Regions from separate parts of the Homo sapiens genome. Here region 1 is linked to region 2. A link is an interaction called in ENCODE POLR2A ChIA-PET data of the cell type or tissue named here. Cell type or tissue: B cell. All regions are shown on one strand. Each heading gives the region's core, and the rest is flanking DNA. Links, peaks and the distances in the headings are about the cores only.

Region 1 (8,349 bases), core at 35-8,034, 260 kb after region 2:
TCTCCAGGGAAATTTGGGAAGTCAAATAATATAAACGGTAATAATAGTAGTACTTGAGATTTGTGGAGTGCCTAGCAGTTTGTCGAGTGGCTTTATGTTCATTATCACATCAAGTCTAGGAGGTTGCCTGGCCAGAAATCATCATCCCACTATTACACACACGGTTGAGTGAGTTACGCTAAATACTACTTCTAAAATGGTAGAACTGAGCCTCACTCTTGGTCCTGTTGATTTTGAATGGAATAGTTCCTCTAATTCTCTGTGCTGGCTCACCAACCAAACATGTGTGCAGTACATTGGACCACGTTGTGGAACCAGCCTGTTCCTTAACTTTACTGAAGCATATATATGCTGGCAATATACAAATAAATTATCACAACGGATTTCAGCAGTGAGAAGTATATGAAGTTGAACATAACAGCCCTCCCTCAGTACCCATTCATTTTCTCCCCTGCCAACCCCAACTCTTTTTCCAAAGAGTAATCACCATTGTCTTTTTGTTGTGCATCTTTCCAAGCATGTATCTATACATTTATGTATACATTTACATATATATGTGTGTGTGTGTGTGTGTGTGTGTGGTATATTATCTATTTTTTTCAGTTCTTTTCCTCTGGATCTTTTCATGTCAGTAAAAAGGATTTGCCATACTATTTTTAATTCTGTATAGTGCTCCATAGTGTAAGGGTTCATCACTGAGTCTCTTTTATAGTGGAGAGCTTCAGCTTTTCTTTATTACAAACAATGTTAAGATGAGCTTCCTTGCATATGTATCTTTGTGTACATGTGAATCCAGAATTGGAATTGCTTGTGTTTTTTTTTGTTTTTTTTTTGTTTTTTTGAGATTATCAAAATTCAGTGTGGGCCATCATCGCAAATGTTAGAATCCTCATCTTAGCTCATGTTATCGACCTGGGTTTCCACTTAGTTGCTTGGGGATGTGTTGTTCAGACCAAGCCAGACACTTCTCTAAACAGACACTTGTGGCCAAGAGAGTAAATGTTGGGGAAGTTATTTTCCATGGCACTGTGGTTTGAATACAGGCACTCACCATGGAAGAAGAGTAGGGTATTCTTGTAACAGTCTTGTTTACTTAAAACAGCCACGACTCTTCGCTGAGATAGAATAAGGTACTTAACGCAATAAAAATAACTACCATAATTTAAAAATGCAAATGTAGCAATGCACTAAAAAATACCTTTAGCTTATTTTTTGTTAAGAAACAAGTGTTTTGCATAATCAGACTTTAAAAAATATAATTGAATTCTCTATACTGATTCTATGATAGGAAGGTCCAGAGTCAGGTCCACCTTCCATGCCATACTCCTTCTTTCCACCATTCGCAGCTGGTCCTACTGAGGGTAATTAGTAGGGGATAATATCTGAAAATGTAGGTATGTAAGAGAATAGAGCTAATCTGCCTAGCTTTTATGATATTACAGATCGCAGAGGAGCATCCTCACGGATAATTCCCAAATCACAGATAATGTGTTGTTGTGCTTTATAAGCAGAGAGACACAAAATAAACTCTCTCCCCTATCCTTCTCTTTTATTTATTTATTTTCCTTCTGTTAATAGATTTAGTCATTTTTTAAAACCATAATATACCAGGATGAGCCAGAATTATGTGTGTCTAAGTTCTTTTAAAATAAAGAAATCGTTTCTTGGGTCTGTTTTAGTTAGGTCCTTTCAGGTTGCAGGAACCAAGATGTGCTTAAAGTTACCTCAGATGACTTTAGATGATGGGAATTTATGGTAATATACAGGGAGAAGGAAGGAAGTCCAAAAACCCATGTCAGCAACTAGACAACCAAGCCTCATGGAGACTTGGAATATCATTGAGGACACAACAGCAGCTGATTTTGTCATTCCTCAGAAATAAACATCCAGTGTTTCCTTGTCCGGTGGGTCTTTGTTGGACAAGGACTTAGCTTTCTTCAATTTTCCTTCTGTTTTCTGTGGCAGCTCCTGTTAGTGATTCTGTTTAGTCTTCTTCTGAACACTAGGATGTTCGTTATATGATGTCCTCCTGCCTCATGGCCTCCTCATCCTACGCCGTGTGTCTCTGGCTTTTGCTCCATTCCATCTCTGCTCCCAGCTTTTCTTTTTCTGTATCCTTACACTGAAAAGCCTGAACCAACAGGACCATTATTTTAGCTGGTTCTTCTCCAGTACACATGGAGGAGGAATTCTTCCTCCAACACAGCTCCTGGGTATCTAGTCTGGTTTGGGTTCAATGTCTGATCCAACTAGCTGTGGCCAGAGTGCAGAATTACCTGTTACAAAACTGTGGCAATGTAGTTATTAAAACAAGCAACTTTTTGAGGGTTTTGCTTAAACAGAGTGGTTGGTGTGGTAGAGACAACATTGTATGTACTTCTCTATCACAGAGAGAAATTTATAAAGTCAAGGCAAACCAAATATCTGAGGCTGGGACTTCACCCCAGATGTTTGCAAGTAAACAAGTTGTGGACCTTAGAGATCCGCTCCTCTCACTTTCTGACTGCCTCTTGCTTTGGTCTGTAGACCAATGTTCCACTAGTATTTAGTTTTCATTCTGGTTTTAAAACGGTTTATCTGTAAACCTGTAATTTAAACTTCTGATAAGCAAAACTAACATAGTAATGAGCCCATTAGAAAGCAATCGTGAGATACTATTAGACTTTGATAACTTTCAAGAAGCTTTATTCTATTTTTGCCCATTCAAAGCTAACATTTTTGGCAGTTTTAAAACTGAACGGGGTTTTTGTTTTTTCCTAAATATGTTTGTCTGATGTATATTATATCTTATTATGGCAAAGAAACTTAAAGTACCAAATAGAATGAAGACATATTTGATATTAAAATAATGAAAAACATTCAATATTTGATAACTTCAGAGAGACTTTGACTAAGCTTCAAGGTTATTTTTATAAACATGTACTACTGGACAATGTATAGAAGTTTCTTAGCTCACAGATTTTCACTTTGGTAGATGAGGACTAATGTGTTTGCCAGAATGTGCACCTCTTCTCTATTTACCGTAAAGAGAGGTGTGGGTAGGAGATTGCACAGTGTCACTTAGGGCTTAGAGGTGAGGGATTTTGGAATAGCTTTTAGTTTAACCTGCGTGTGAGAAAAGAAGGTTTCATCGTGTGGTTAATAGGAATTTTCATATGATAGGAAAAGGATTAACAAGATTTAACTTTATATTCTCAATAACTTCCCAATTAACCAGTGTCTTTGATGAGGAAAAATTTGAAAATTATACAGTTGTGTTTCTTTTCAATCTTCCCTTGCACGATTACAAGACGATGGAAAAGTGCTTACACTTTGATTGCTGTTCCTAATAACCATGTTAGAATTTCACAGGTGATCTGGAATATCATATCTTGACTTTCATATGTGGGAGCAAGAGTCAGCAAACAACCTTTCTGTGCTTAGAGATGATTTTATACATAAAATAATATTGTTTTGAAAATGAACATTGATGGGAACTGTGTCATATTTTCTGTATCATATTTCATGTTAGCTTTATTAGTTAGCTCTCATTACCTCACCAAATAACTCAGATTTAAAAATATGTATCTTAACTGTGATCAGCCTAAGGACTCTATTCGATGATCAAGTCATAGTCAAATCACAGTCTCATCTCTTAATGTGTTCCTTTGATCCTCCTCCCAACTCTCCCTCCAACATTCATACCAAATCCTTGGATGTTTCTGCTTAGTTCAAAAAGCCATGTTCTCTCACTATGTAAATTATACCAAGAATACCACTAATCATATACGAGAAGCTAACAATCTATGCTTGAGTTGTGTGTTTTTTAATATCATGCTTTGGGATATGATGCCAAATTGGATCTCCAATTTGCCTTTAATTAGTCAGCAACACTTATTTAATGCCCACTAAGCTCAGAGCAAGGCTTGGAGGGTGGAGAAGGGGAGTAAGGAGATCGAAAAACAAATACACTATCATTTCCAGAATAGTTACAGTATCTTTATGCATACAGAAAACAGATAAATGAAAGGATTTAGAAAACTTAAAAGCAAAATCCAAATGAGTGCAAATTGGTCTGATACAAACTGAGCTATATAAATGCAAAGAGGATGCAAATTATAAAAACTTGAAGAGTTTAAAATTGCTATCTTTCTACTTTTATTTTCATAATACTTTGCCATGAGAATTCTTAGATCTCAGGACACCATACCCTTCAGTGAGGAAAGTTTACTGGTTCAATTGTATGATTTAGAGAAACAAACCTAATTCTTAGCATTTTATGGGCTTCTGAGAGATGACGCTGTAAAACTTTTTGAGTCTCTGTTAAACTTTTCTCGTCATTAAAGCTTTTATGTAACCTTGAACAAGTTCCTTAACCTCTCTGCGCCTCAACTTCCACATCATTAAAATGGGGATGATAATAGGACCCATCTCATAGGATTGTTAGGACTATTAAATGTATTATACTCTATTACTTGTATCCTATAAAATATCTTTCTCACAGTTTAATTTCTTGAAAATTGAAACACATCCTATGATTGATGTGGTAAGAAACCATTGTAACACATATTAAGTGACACCTGTTGGTTCTTTGTTAGTAGGTTAGTAGGGAAAAAAAAAGATGCAGTTTATAGTCAAAGCCGTGTGTAAAGTGTGTCTAAAGTGCTTAAAACAAAGCCTGTCATACAGTTGGTCTTATAGAATGATGCTGTTATCATCATTGCCTGAATACCATATTTGTGGTATGTAAAATATTTGTCTCCAATTTCACTGGCTTCTGTCCTATGAAGCAGATATACTTATAGTTCCTGGTCTTTGAGTAAATAGAGCCTAGAAGGATTATCAGATATTACACAACTGCCAAATAATGACTTACATCAAACCAAGAGTTTATTCCTCTTCTCATGCATATCAACACCTGTTTAATCTGATCATGTTTTCAAAAACCCACTAGTGATCTATTTATTTCTAGCTATAGCTTTCATCACCTGTATTTGGTGATTTGTTGCTGGCAGAGTCCATACTCATAACACTAAATCTGACTACTGTGATTACAACAGTCTTTCTAAGTTAGATACCACTAATGATATTGATTAGGGAGAAGGCATTCTTTGTGATCCTATTTGCACGATCTCGGGTAATTCACTTACTGGACCCAATTGTTAGTTGTGAAATGTGAATGTTGAAAGCAGTGAATCTTCCAGCTGCTTGATTTGTGATATCACTATCAATTTACCTACTGAGGAGCTTCATATAAATTGGTCATTTGTAGAAAGTAGTTCAGTGGCTGAGAATCTGGCATAATATTTTATTTTTATGAAATTTCAGTAAACATTATTGAGCAACTTGTAGGTTTCAGGCTCCACGATAGGGATGCAAGCATGTAAGACCTCTGTCCAGCAACTGAGAGGTAAAACTACAATGAGAAAGATAGACTGGTAATTCAGATTTATTTTTAAATAATAGCTTTTTGAGATATAATATACTTACCCTTCAATCCACTGACTCTGGTTTTAAAGGAGATGATTAATACATTCACTCAACCGATATTGAGCATCTGATATGTGCCAGAGACTTCCTATGTGCTAGGGTTATGGAGATTGACAATAGTTATACAAAACTGAGCCTGTCACAAAATGTGTATCGACAGACAGTCTTCCATTTGGTGCTATAGACCAGTACTCAGGGTCAGCAGAGGGTACTCTGGAAGCATATTCAGGGACAAAGCAAACCTAGTCTTGGAAGATCTGAGGAAGTTTCCTATGATCATGTCTGTCTCCTGCCATAACACCCTGAATGCATCCGATCTGAACTAAACTGAGGTCTGACAAACTTGTAGGAGTTTGCGAGGTGAGTGGCTTGGGGAAAGTAGAGAGGAAGAAGTTTTTCTGGAAGAGAAAAGAAAATATGCTGTGGCTCTGAGGTGAATCACATATAATGCACAATAGCTTAGTATTGTGATAACATTTGGGACTGTGTGGGCAGACAGTGGCTGCAGGGCCTGAAGGGTGGAGAGGGGGAACTTACGCTTCAGTAGGGGTGTATATGTCTTATTATGAGGTCACAATGAAGATTGAGGTCAGCTAGAGGATGTGACATTCGAGTTGGGTCACAAAGGATGTACAGGAGTTTTTCAAGGCTGACCACAGTCTAGGCAGAAGAAATTGCAATTGTGAAAGGAAGATTTGCGTGAAAGAATGGTGTTTTTGGCTGAGTGAGGAATTTGAAGTATCTGGAAAATGGAGTAAGTGGCACAGAGAAAGAAAACAGCCAAATAATAATAATAATAATAATAAATTGGTGAGGGTTCGGAGAGCCGCTTACAATTGGATTCGGTGCAATGCAATGACTTTATATGTTCTGTACCTTGTCCTTGTAGGCAGTTGCAGGCACTAGGGACAGGAGTCTGGGGGGAAGACAGGAGCATTGAAAGTTTGAGGAAAAAATGAGAAGCATGCTTTAGAAAGATAATCTGAATATACTTGAATTGGAGGGGCCCTGGATTGTGAATGAAAATTAGAAGTATGTCATCTGTATTGTGTAGGATAGTGCTTATCTACAAAGAATTTTATGTAGAATTCCCCATCAGATTAACCCTTTGCAGCAATAGCCAATTATTTCTGATATTAAAAATTATAATTAAATAAAAGATATGGATTGGTAACTAAACATTTATTGAGAAGTTACTGTATCACTTCCACAAATCAATTCACTTATTTTTCTTAGTAATCCAATGATGTAGCCTGTCATTTCTCCCATTTTTCAGCAGAGGAAATTGTGGCCCAGAAGGTTGTATGTAACTCATCGAGGCACTAAGTGGCAGAGGTCATGTTTCAGCCTCGGCCATCTGGCTCCAAAGCCTAAATGTATGAATTGGCCACTAAAGGCACAACTGAAAATACTAACAGTCCCTGTGTTAGTGAAGAGGGATATTTGGCAAAAAGTTTTTATTTTGCTTTTTTACAATTCAGTGATTTGTAATTTATTTACAGAGTCATGCAATCATTACCTCAATTTAATTTTAGAACATTTAAAAAGTCCATGCTCATTTGCTTCCCATTCTCACTCTAACCCTAGATAACCTCAAATCTACTTTAGTGGTAGTCAGTTTGTATGAATGGCAACTTCAGTTTAATGGCTTTTTTTTTTTTTGAGTAGTCACAATCTGATAGCCTTAATCACTAATTCAGGAGAATAACATTGTTTGACCATATCATTTCTAACTTCTGCATGCAATTAGTGTACTCTATTCATAATTTGATGCAGAGAAGGGTAAAAGTGACAGGCCTTGTGGCAGTCATTGGTCAAAGGCATATGAGTAAGACTGCCTGAGACCCTACCCTGGAGTTCTGTCTTGCAGGTAAGGCACATAGACAAACTATTAAGCAATATTGGAGAAAGAAATTATTGTAGAAATCCTGATGTTTTTGGTGAATGGCTTATGTTAAACTTCTCTCTCCTGGAAGTCATTGAATTGTTTTTAAAAACTTAGTATGTATGAAGCATTTGGAATGCTTGGCATTTTGAGAATAAAATCCACATCAATTTAAAATAAAATAAAACTCCCCATCCAGAATAGAGTAGTAATTGCAAGGCATAAAATAGCCCAGCTGTGGAGTGGCTTAAAGGACAATTGGTCTCAGGCAGAGAGTACCAGATAGGACACGCTACACAAAGGACTGTAATGTCTCAATTAGTGTACCTATTGGGTAGCACATATATCTGAAATGGCTTAAAATAAAAATTGCAAATGCACCAGATTTAATCAATCTTAGTATTTCCTTCTCTTATGCTCTCAGTCCTTAGTTAAAAATAAAATTTGCCTGCCTCATTCTCCTGTGTGCTAGCTAGTAGGATTAACTGGAGTTCTCAACAGGAAAGCAATAGATCTAGTAGACGACATTGTATGGTGGGTGAAAGCCCGCTAGAGATAATTATACAGTCACTCCCACTATATTACCCTTCAAAGAAACTGAGCCTAATATTCTCCTCCTAAGCAATTTAACCAACTTCTAAAAAAAAGTATAAGATATTATTTAGAGAATGAAATAGCTACTGTATATAATCAGGAGGAAGAATTATAGCAAATTATACTCATTTGATAAGTGTATAAAGAGCTACGCTCAAAGCTTTGTATTGTACCTCCCAAGTAATTGTTCAGTTGTGCTAACTGTCCTTAAAAAAGGAGAAGAGATAAAGAACTGCTAAAGAAAAAAAAATCAATCATTATACTTGTTCAGGAAGATTTTCCTTCTGGGCAAAGATTAAGTCTTATTTCATGCTCCATGAGGATCAAGCACACATTTGGCCCTCCCATGTTTAGTAGTGGTGATTTCTTTGCCTTTCTCACATTCATGTTCATGTATAAAC
Region 2 (8,349 bases), core at 293-8,292:
CAGACAGTTCTGTTTCTGTACCTAACTTTTCACTTATTGTATATGTGACTGAAGGCTGTTGCTTATCCTCTCTAGGGTTGTTTCTTCATCCTTGAAAAATGTTGTGTTTTCTTTTTCTTTTCTTTTATTTTTTTTGAGACGTAGTCTCACTCTTTCACCTAGGTTGGAGTGCAGTGGCGTGATCTCGGTTTACTGCAACCTGTGCCTCCTGAGTTCAAGCGATTCTCCTGCCTCAGCCTCCCAAGTAGCTGGGATTGCAGGTGTGCACCACCATGTCCAGCTAATTTTTTTTTTTTTGTATTTTTAGTAGAGACGGGGTTTCACCATGTTGGTCAGGCTGGGCTTGAACTCCTGACCTCAAATGATCCACCCACCATGCCCTCCCAAAGTGTTGGGATTACAGGTGTGAGCCACCGTGCCTGGCCTGAAAATTGTGATCATGGAAAGTACCTCACAGAATTGTGGGATGAATGGAGCTAATGTTTGCAAAGCTCCTATTTCAGTGTCCAGGATATGTTAGGCCATATGCCTACAGAGTCAGGCACATTTTCTTGAAACACAAAGCCCTTTATCTAGCTTAACCTCTTCCCACTTTAGAGTCGTGGGTGCAGGAAATATTTTGTTTTCCTCTTTACCGTAAGGAAAGTAACAGTGCTAGTGTGTTGTTGAAATGCCATGCTCTGGGCATGTGTTTGGGGAGAGAGATGCAGTGCGTGGTGGGGAATGGGAGGTGCTCAAGAGGGCATCCTCTCTGAAAGGGGTGACAGCCGCTTGGCGCTAGCTAATTATTGCCACGTGGAGATGCATCATTGCCAGATTTTTATGTAAACTCTTTGGTTTTTAAAATGTTGGCAGCTCATTCAAGTATTTTTAAAGCACTATGAGAGATACTTCCTCATGGAAGAAGAAAAATGCAACTTACAATCTTACTCAGTAGCATCAACTTTGGCTCAAAACAACAACAAAGCACGTTGTAAGTCCACACTGCAAATGGCAAACAGAACCCGTCTAAGGACCAGATTTGGCCTGCAGCCCTCAATTTGCATCTTCTGTGCATATTTTTAACTGGTAGAGATAACAGTAAATGATGGCAAAACTTACTGAGTCCTTTGCATGTGCTAGAAACTTTGCTATACTTTGCATATATCATTCAATTCTCACAATAACCCAAAGAGGTGTCTATTACTATTATTATCCCATTTTACAGACGTGAGCATTGAGGCTCAAGGAAATGAAGTATCTTTCCTGAGGTCACACAGATGAAATGTGACAGGTAGCTTTGAAACCAAAGCCTGTTCTCTTTTAAAATCATACATACCAGTGGATCTCAGTCCTGGTGGTATGTTAGAATGATTGGCGTGCCCTTAAAAACAGTGTTGTCCAAAGTCCACCCCCAAGCTCATTAAATCAGAATATCTGTGGGTGGGACTCAGACGTGGCTGTTTTTTCGAAAGCCTCAAATCAATGATTAGAAATAGCTGTAAGATAGATAAAATTTGTGCCTCCACATCTGGCACTACCTATCTCCTGTACTCTATTTTATTTTTGAGTATTTATTGTTCTCTGAAAATTATGTGCATCTTTACCTGTTTATGAATTTTCTACTTTTACCACACTGGGATGTAAGCTCCGTGAGCGCCAGGATTTAGTCTTTTTAAGTTGTTTGTTGTATCCCCACCTAGGTCAGTGCCTGGCACATAATAGATGCTCAGTAAGTATTTACTTGAATGAATAACTGGTTCTTCATCACAGGGAGCTTACACTCTAGTGAGGGAGATAGATAATACATTCTTAGTCCTATGAGATAAGCTCATAACTGGGATGTTCAATATGACTTTATTAACACAGGGAATACAGCTGATTATCTCTTAGACATTGTTAGGATAAATTGTTTCTATACGTATTGAATGGACTGTGGGGCATTTTTGGTCACCTGCACTACTACACTGGATCCATTCTGTGCTCTGGGGTGTAAGTGTGTGTGTGTGTCTGTGCGTGTGTGTAATTTCGGGAACGGGTAACACATTCGTATTACCTCTGTTTGGACACGATTTTTAGTGACAGAGCTAGGAATAACAGGTGGAACCTTCTAAGTTTTGTTGCTTAAATATCAGGCCCCCTCAGAATTCAGGACTGATGGTAGAGGATTTACCAGTTTACAGGGAATTCAGATATTCTCTTCTCTTTCTAGGAAAGCCAAATTGTTGGTCATTCTGCCCCCAACATTTACAGAAGCAGTTTCTCGGTTTTATTTATCCAAGATTCTTATGATGAATAGTGTTAATATCGCAGCACACTATGGGCTGTGATATGCCTATATCACAGAGAAGGCAAGCTGTGGTGAAGTGGAATAAATGAAAAACTGTCTATAACTCTGCTTCTAGATGCCCCACTTAAGCAAGTAAATGGGAATGTGAGTGACAATATCATAGGGATAACCTTGAAAGAGTGCTAGTTTTTAAACAAAAACAAATCATTTGGAACGTTAGGATTTAAACAGTTACTGATAATAAATTGCTTGTGACCCATCTGAAAATTGATGGATCATAGTGATAGTGAAAATATTTAACAACTGCTATGGCCCAGGCACCGAACAATCGAAACCAACTCCAGTGTAAACAGTGGTGCCATCAAGTATGCGCTGGTTGTCAGCCTTGCTGGTGGAGTCATTGTGTCACGATGAAGCAACTAAGAGCCAGTGCTGCACAAAGTGTTGAGAGAAACAAACAAAATCCAGGGTGCTCCCCTTATGCGGAGTAGAGAGTAGATAGAGCCTTGTTTCAGAACGATAAAACTTCGGTCAAGGACTTGATCTTCCCACTTATTGCTGGGGGCTCCAGGGCAAATCATTTGTTCTTTCTGAGCCTGAGTTGTTGTTTCTTCTTGTTCTTCTTGTTCTTGTTCTTGTTCTCGTTCTCGTTCTCCTTCTCCTACTCCTTCTCCTTCTTCTTCGTCTTCTTCTTCTTCTCTCCTCCTCCTCCTCCTTCTCCCTTCTCCCTTCTCCTTTCTCCTTCTCCTCCTCCCTCCTCTCCTTCTCCTTCTTCTTTTTCTTCTTCTTCTTTTTTTTTTTTTTTTTGATATGGAGTCTCACTCTGTTGCCCAGGCTGGAGTGTAGTGGTGCAATCCCTGCTCCTGCATCCTCTGCCTCCCAGGTTCAAGCGATTCTCCTGCCTTAGCCTCCTCAGTATCTGGGATTATAGACGTGCATGACCATGCTCAGCTAATTTTTGTATTTTTAGCAGAGATGGGGTTTCACCATATTGGCCAGGCTGGTCTTGAACTCCTGACCTCAGGTGATCCACCTGCCTTGCCCTCCCAAAGTGCTGGGATTACAGTCATGAGCCACCGCACCTGTCCGGAGCCTGCGTTTCTTCTAATATACAGTGGAGGAGAGTAATTTTTGCATTACCTACTTTGCAGGCTCTGGAGTTAGATTGAGCGCACCTGAAGCTAAGGTTAAAGATGATGGCTATGGGCATGATGACAGTAATTGTTCTTCTCTGGTTGGGGACTGATTGATGATCCCTGATTTCTCTGTTTAAACGTTGCCCAAAACAAAGGTTGAGAGGTCCTTAGGGGAGAGGCGAGATAAGCAGAGGTAGGACTTGCCTTTCTTCTGTGCTTCTCCAGAATTAGTTGTGTCCTGTGGCATCCACAGACAAAAATTGAGCAATCTCCTTCATAGTTGAGATTGTATAATTCGATAAAATAGGTTTAAATAGCCTTATGCCTGTATAATATTCATGAAAAGTGTCATGAGTGAGGTGGCTTGCTTGTTTTGAAAATGGGCTGATTTTGACAAAGGGGAAAAATCGGGATTCATTTACTGTAAGTTGAAAGTAAGAAACAACAAAGTTGAATATTAGAAGAACTTGGCTATCGCAAAAACCACATACTTTCACATCAGTAAAACATGGAGTTCTGATCTGAGTGAAATGTGAAACTTCTTGCAGACCACAGAGAGTAAAAAGGAGTACTTTTGTTTCATTATTAATACCATTGTCCTTATTTCTTTAAATGAGAATTGATAATACCCATAACAGAATCTTTCACACAGGCCAAAAACAGAAAGATAAATTAAACAAAACAAACAAACACCCAAAACCTCACCACCACCACCATGACTGCCAACAAAACCCAGTGCTGTGAGGATGCATCAGCTTTAAGATCTCTTTAAGTCATTGTGTTCTAGAGAAAGGGGTTCTTTATTTGTTTCTATCAGGATAGAGTGAGTTTTTGTTAAAGTTGTCTTTCTTTTTTTTTTTTTTTTCTTCTTCTGGAAGACTGACGAAGTTGGCCTTTTGGGATATTACAAGAAAGATAACTTTGTCTTCTAATGTCTGCAGTGATATGAGGCAGGTGACTGTGTGTATTCTGTGGTGATCCATGTTCACAAGGAGAGACAGGCCAAGGATGCCCGGTTGATGAGTGCGCTATAGGTGCTTGGGAGTGAGAAGGCAAGAAAGCAAAGTGAACTTAAAAAATAGCTAGCCAGTGGAATTGAGGGAGAAATGCTCATTCTTTGCTGACACATGAAATAATTGTTGAGGGAGAGTTGCTCAATCTTTGCCTACACATTGAAATAATTGTGTTGAAGAGTCTATGAAAAGGGGGTCAATAGATTTGAGTTTTCATCACTTTGGCCACCACCTAATTATAGATGGCCTCCACTGTGAAATATGTGAGTTGAAATAGATTTTTTTAAAATTCATTTTCTGGACTGGCATTTAGAATTTGAGTTTATTCAATCCTTGCTTCTTGGGCAGTTAGGGTGTCAATGGCAATAGGAAGGGTAGCTGAGGCCAGAGTGGTGGGGGTAGATGTTGGGTGGAATGTGTGTGGTTGAGCAGAGCATTATTATTATTGCTATTATTATTTTTTAAAAGAATCCTTATAGTAAAGAGAGCCAACATTGATTGAATATATGTTCCTTGCCAGAACTTGGGCTAAGTGCTTTATTATAAGTTATCTTATTTAATTTTCACAGAGACCTGTTGAAGTGTAAGTTTTAGCTTTCTGTTTCACAGCTGTGGAAACTGAGGTGCTGAAAGGATGAAGAACTTCCAAAAAGTCGAAGATATTAAGCAGCTGTATTAGTCTTCAGATCCTGATATCTTTCTCATAGTTATTCTGATATGCCGTATTAAGTTGCAGAATTGAGGCCGGGTGCAGTGGCCCCAATTTTTTTTTTTTAGTTATTCTTATTTTCTAATTATTTTATATGCTCTCTCTCTCTCTCTCTGTCTACTGTCAAATCCCGGCACTATGGGAGTCTGCAGTGGGAGGATCTCTTGATGCCAGGAGTTTGAGACCAGACTGGGCAACATAGTGAGACCCCATTTCTACAAAAAAATGAAATAAAACAATTAGTTGGTCATGATGGTGTACACCTGTAGTCCTAGCTACTCAGGAGGCTGAGGCAGGAACATTGCTTGAGAGTTCAAGGCTGCAGTGAGCTATGATTGTGCTGCTATACTCCAGCTTGGATAATGGAGCGAGACCCTATCTCTAAACTAAACTAAACTAAACTAAACTAAACTAAACTAAACTAAACTAAACTAAACTAAAAGTAAGATAAAATAAACTTACGGAGTTGGAACATTGCAGGCTATCTATCTGGCTTCCCTGCCCTGAATTCATCGTTCTCTTTGATGTGCTATTGTCCAACATTTCTTTTTTTTTTCTGTTTTTTTTCTGTTTTCTGTCTTGCTGTCACCCAGGCTTGAGTGCAGTGGCCTGATGTTGGCTCACTGCAACCTCCATGTCCCGAATTCAAGCGATTCTCCTGCCTCAGCCTTCTGAGTAGCTGGGATTACAGGCACCCGCTGCTATGCCCGGCTAATTTTTGTATTTTTAGTAGAGACAGAGTTTCACCATATTGGCCAGGCTGGTCTCGAACTCCTGAGCTCAGATGATTCTCCTGCCTCGACTTCCCAAAGTGCTGGGATTACAGGTGTGAGCCACCGCACCAGGCCTTTCCAACATTTCTTTAAAGAAACTAAAAATTAATTTGAATAAGTAACACAAAAATATAGTTTAAACTATAGTATAAAATTCAAAACTATGCAATGACAAGTACATCTTTATTTTATCTCTTTACTTCTCCCACCCAGAGGAAAGTATAAGTTCTTTATATATCCTTTTAGAAATAAACTGGGTATAAATAAGCATGTGTATACACACACACACAGAAACACACACACAAACACACACAGATATGTATTTATATTCCAGTGTATATAAATACATTTATATACATGCCATTTATATACACATTTGCATTTCTGTTATTAGCGACTCTAAACACCATTTGAAATGAGCCGTACCCATTTGTAATTCCGTTTTCTGAACTGTCCTTCACTTCCTTTTCCATTGGATTGCTGAATTTTTGCTTATTGATTTATTACAGTTAAGAAAATTAACTTGTAGTCTGTGACAGGAATTGTAATGCTTTACCATTTTGCATTTCTTTTTTAACTTGCAGATTAAAATAAAAAGTTTTATATAGTTAATCCTTTTTTGATTTTATGTTTCTTTGATTTTGTGTGATGCCTAGAAATGCCTTCCCCACTTTGTGATATTTAAAAAGAAATTTCCAATTTTTCTTCTAGTTATTTCTTCTGCTCTTTCTCAAATCTTTGAACCATTGAAATTTTATTTTGGTAAAAAATGTGAGGTTAGGATTTATTTTGATATTTTTCTGGATCTGCATTTCTAAACACTGTTTATTGAGGAGTCCATCTCTTTCACACTGATTTGAAAAGCTACCTTTATTGTATATTAAATTTCTTAATACTTAAGTATTTAATACTTAAGAACACCGTGGAATACTATGCAGCCATAATAAAGGATGAGTTCATGTCCTTTGTAGGGACATGGATGAACCTGGAAACCATCATTCTCAGCAAACTATCGCAAGGACAGAAAACCAAAGACCGCATGTTCTTACTCACAGGTGGGAATTGAACAATGAGAATGCTTGGACACAGGAAAGGGAACATCACACACTGGGGCCTGTCATGGGGTTGGGGGACGGGGGAGGGATAGCATTAGGAGATATACCTAATGTAAATGACGAGTTAATGGGTGCAGCAAACCAACATGGCACATGTATACATATGTAACAAATCTGCACGTTGTGCACATGTACCCCAGAACTTAAAATATTAAAAAAAAGAAAAAAAAAAGAATTTGCATCTATTTTTAGACTTTCTGTTCTATTCATCTGTCACTTCATGTGTCATTATTATGCTTTCAATTATTGTAGCTTTATAATATGTTTTATTATCTGACAAAGATTCCCCATTCCTATTAGTTTCTCTTTTTCAGAAAATTTCTGGCTTTTAATGCCTGTTTATTTTTCATTGACCTTTATAATGAACCTATCTAGTTCTGGCTGGGCGTGGTGGCTCACGCCTGTAATCCCAGCACTTCGGGTGGCTGAGGTGGGCAGATCACTTGAGGTCAGAAGTTCAAGACCAGCCTGGCCAACATGGTGAAACCCTATCTACTAAGAATACAAAAATTAGCCAAGTGTGGTGGCGGGCACCTGTAGTCCCAGCTACTCGGGAGGCTGAGGCAGGAGAATCGCTTGAACTGGGAGGTGGAGGTTGCAGTGAGCCAAGATCCCGCCACTGCACTCCAGCCTGGGTGACAGAGTGAGACTCCGTCTCAAAAAAAAAAAAAAATAAAATAAAATAATGTAAAAAAGTTCTGTTGATATACTTATGAGGTTTGCTGGGTTTATTTGTTAGCATTACATGCTATACATTGTAAAAATGTTGATTCTTTTTCTTGGAATACTAATGCCTTTCCATTTGTTGAAACCTTCTTTGATGTTCCCAGGAGCACTGAGATTTTTCTTCATGTAGACCGTGCCTGTTTCTAATAAGTTAATTTTGTAGATATTTTCTACTTGCTCTAGTTAATGTAATTATTTTCTATTTCATTTAATTATATGTGTGTGTGCCTCTGTGTTTGGGGTCTGGATTTCAGTACATTGATTTTCTGCTCAGCCACTTTACTGAATTGTCTCATTATTTGAATAATTTTAGATAAATTTTTTTTGAGTTTCTAGTTAAGTAAGTATATTATCTGCCAATAATTTATCCTTTCTTTCCAATTTTTACAACACTTATAGCTTTCTTCTAACTGTACTAATACCTCTAGAATAGTAAATATTAAATAACTGTGGTTGAGTAAATGTCCTTCTTTTGTGTCTGAGTTTAATGGGAATGCTCATAATGTTCCCTGTTACTAGTGACATTGGCTTTCGATTTGAGAAATGTATTGTGTTGAAAAGTATCCACACTTATTTTGATAGTGTTGTTATTGTTGTTGTTTTAATTG

The links. ChIA-PET counts read pairs that join two places held together with the same protein. Peaks named below come from ENCODE experiments on the same cell type or tissue, not always from the same donor. Only the 100,000 strongest peaks of a DNase experiment are listed, where the experiment ranks them.
Region 1: POLR2A ChIA-PET joins it to region 2 with 5 read pairs; 2 of 35 experiments call an interaction of 5 or more read pairs at or near these places.

The regions. Positions count from the first base shown.
Region 1 is chr3:188,562,906-188,571,254 of GRCh38, forward strand. The region is part of intron 6 of LPP (LIM domain containing preferred translocation partner in lipoma); the gene reads left to right. It overlaps LPP-AS1 (LPP antisense RNA 1), which reads right to left and starts at 5,761. Exons shown (of 2, transcript NR_046623.1): 1 at 5,470-5,761. In B cell, for the core only: no CTCF peak of the experiment used is centred there; no DNase peak of the experiment used is centred there.
Region 2 is chr3:188,305,964-188,314,312 of GRCh38, forward strand. The region is part of intron 2 of LPP (LIM domain containing preferred translocation partner in lipoma); the gene reads left to right. Among named protein-coding and RNA genes, the nearest start is that of FLJ42393, 130 kb to the left of the region's middle. In B cell, for the core only: no CTCF peak of the experiment used is centred there; a DNase peak (open chromatin) is centred at 3,958; H3K4me3 peaks cover 936 bases; H3K27ac peaks cover 519 bases.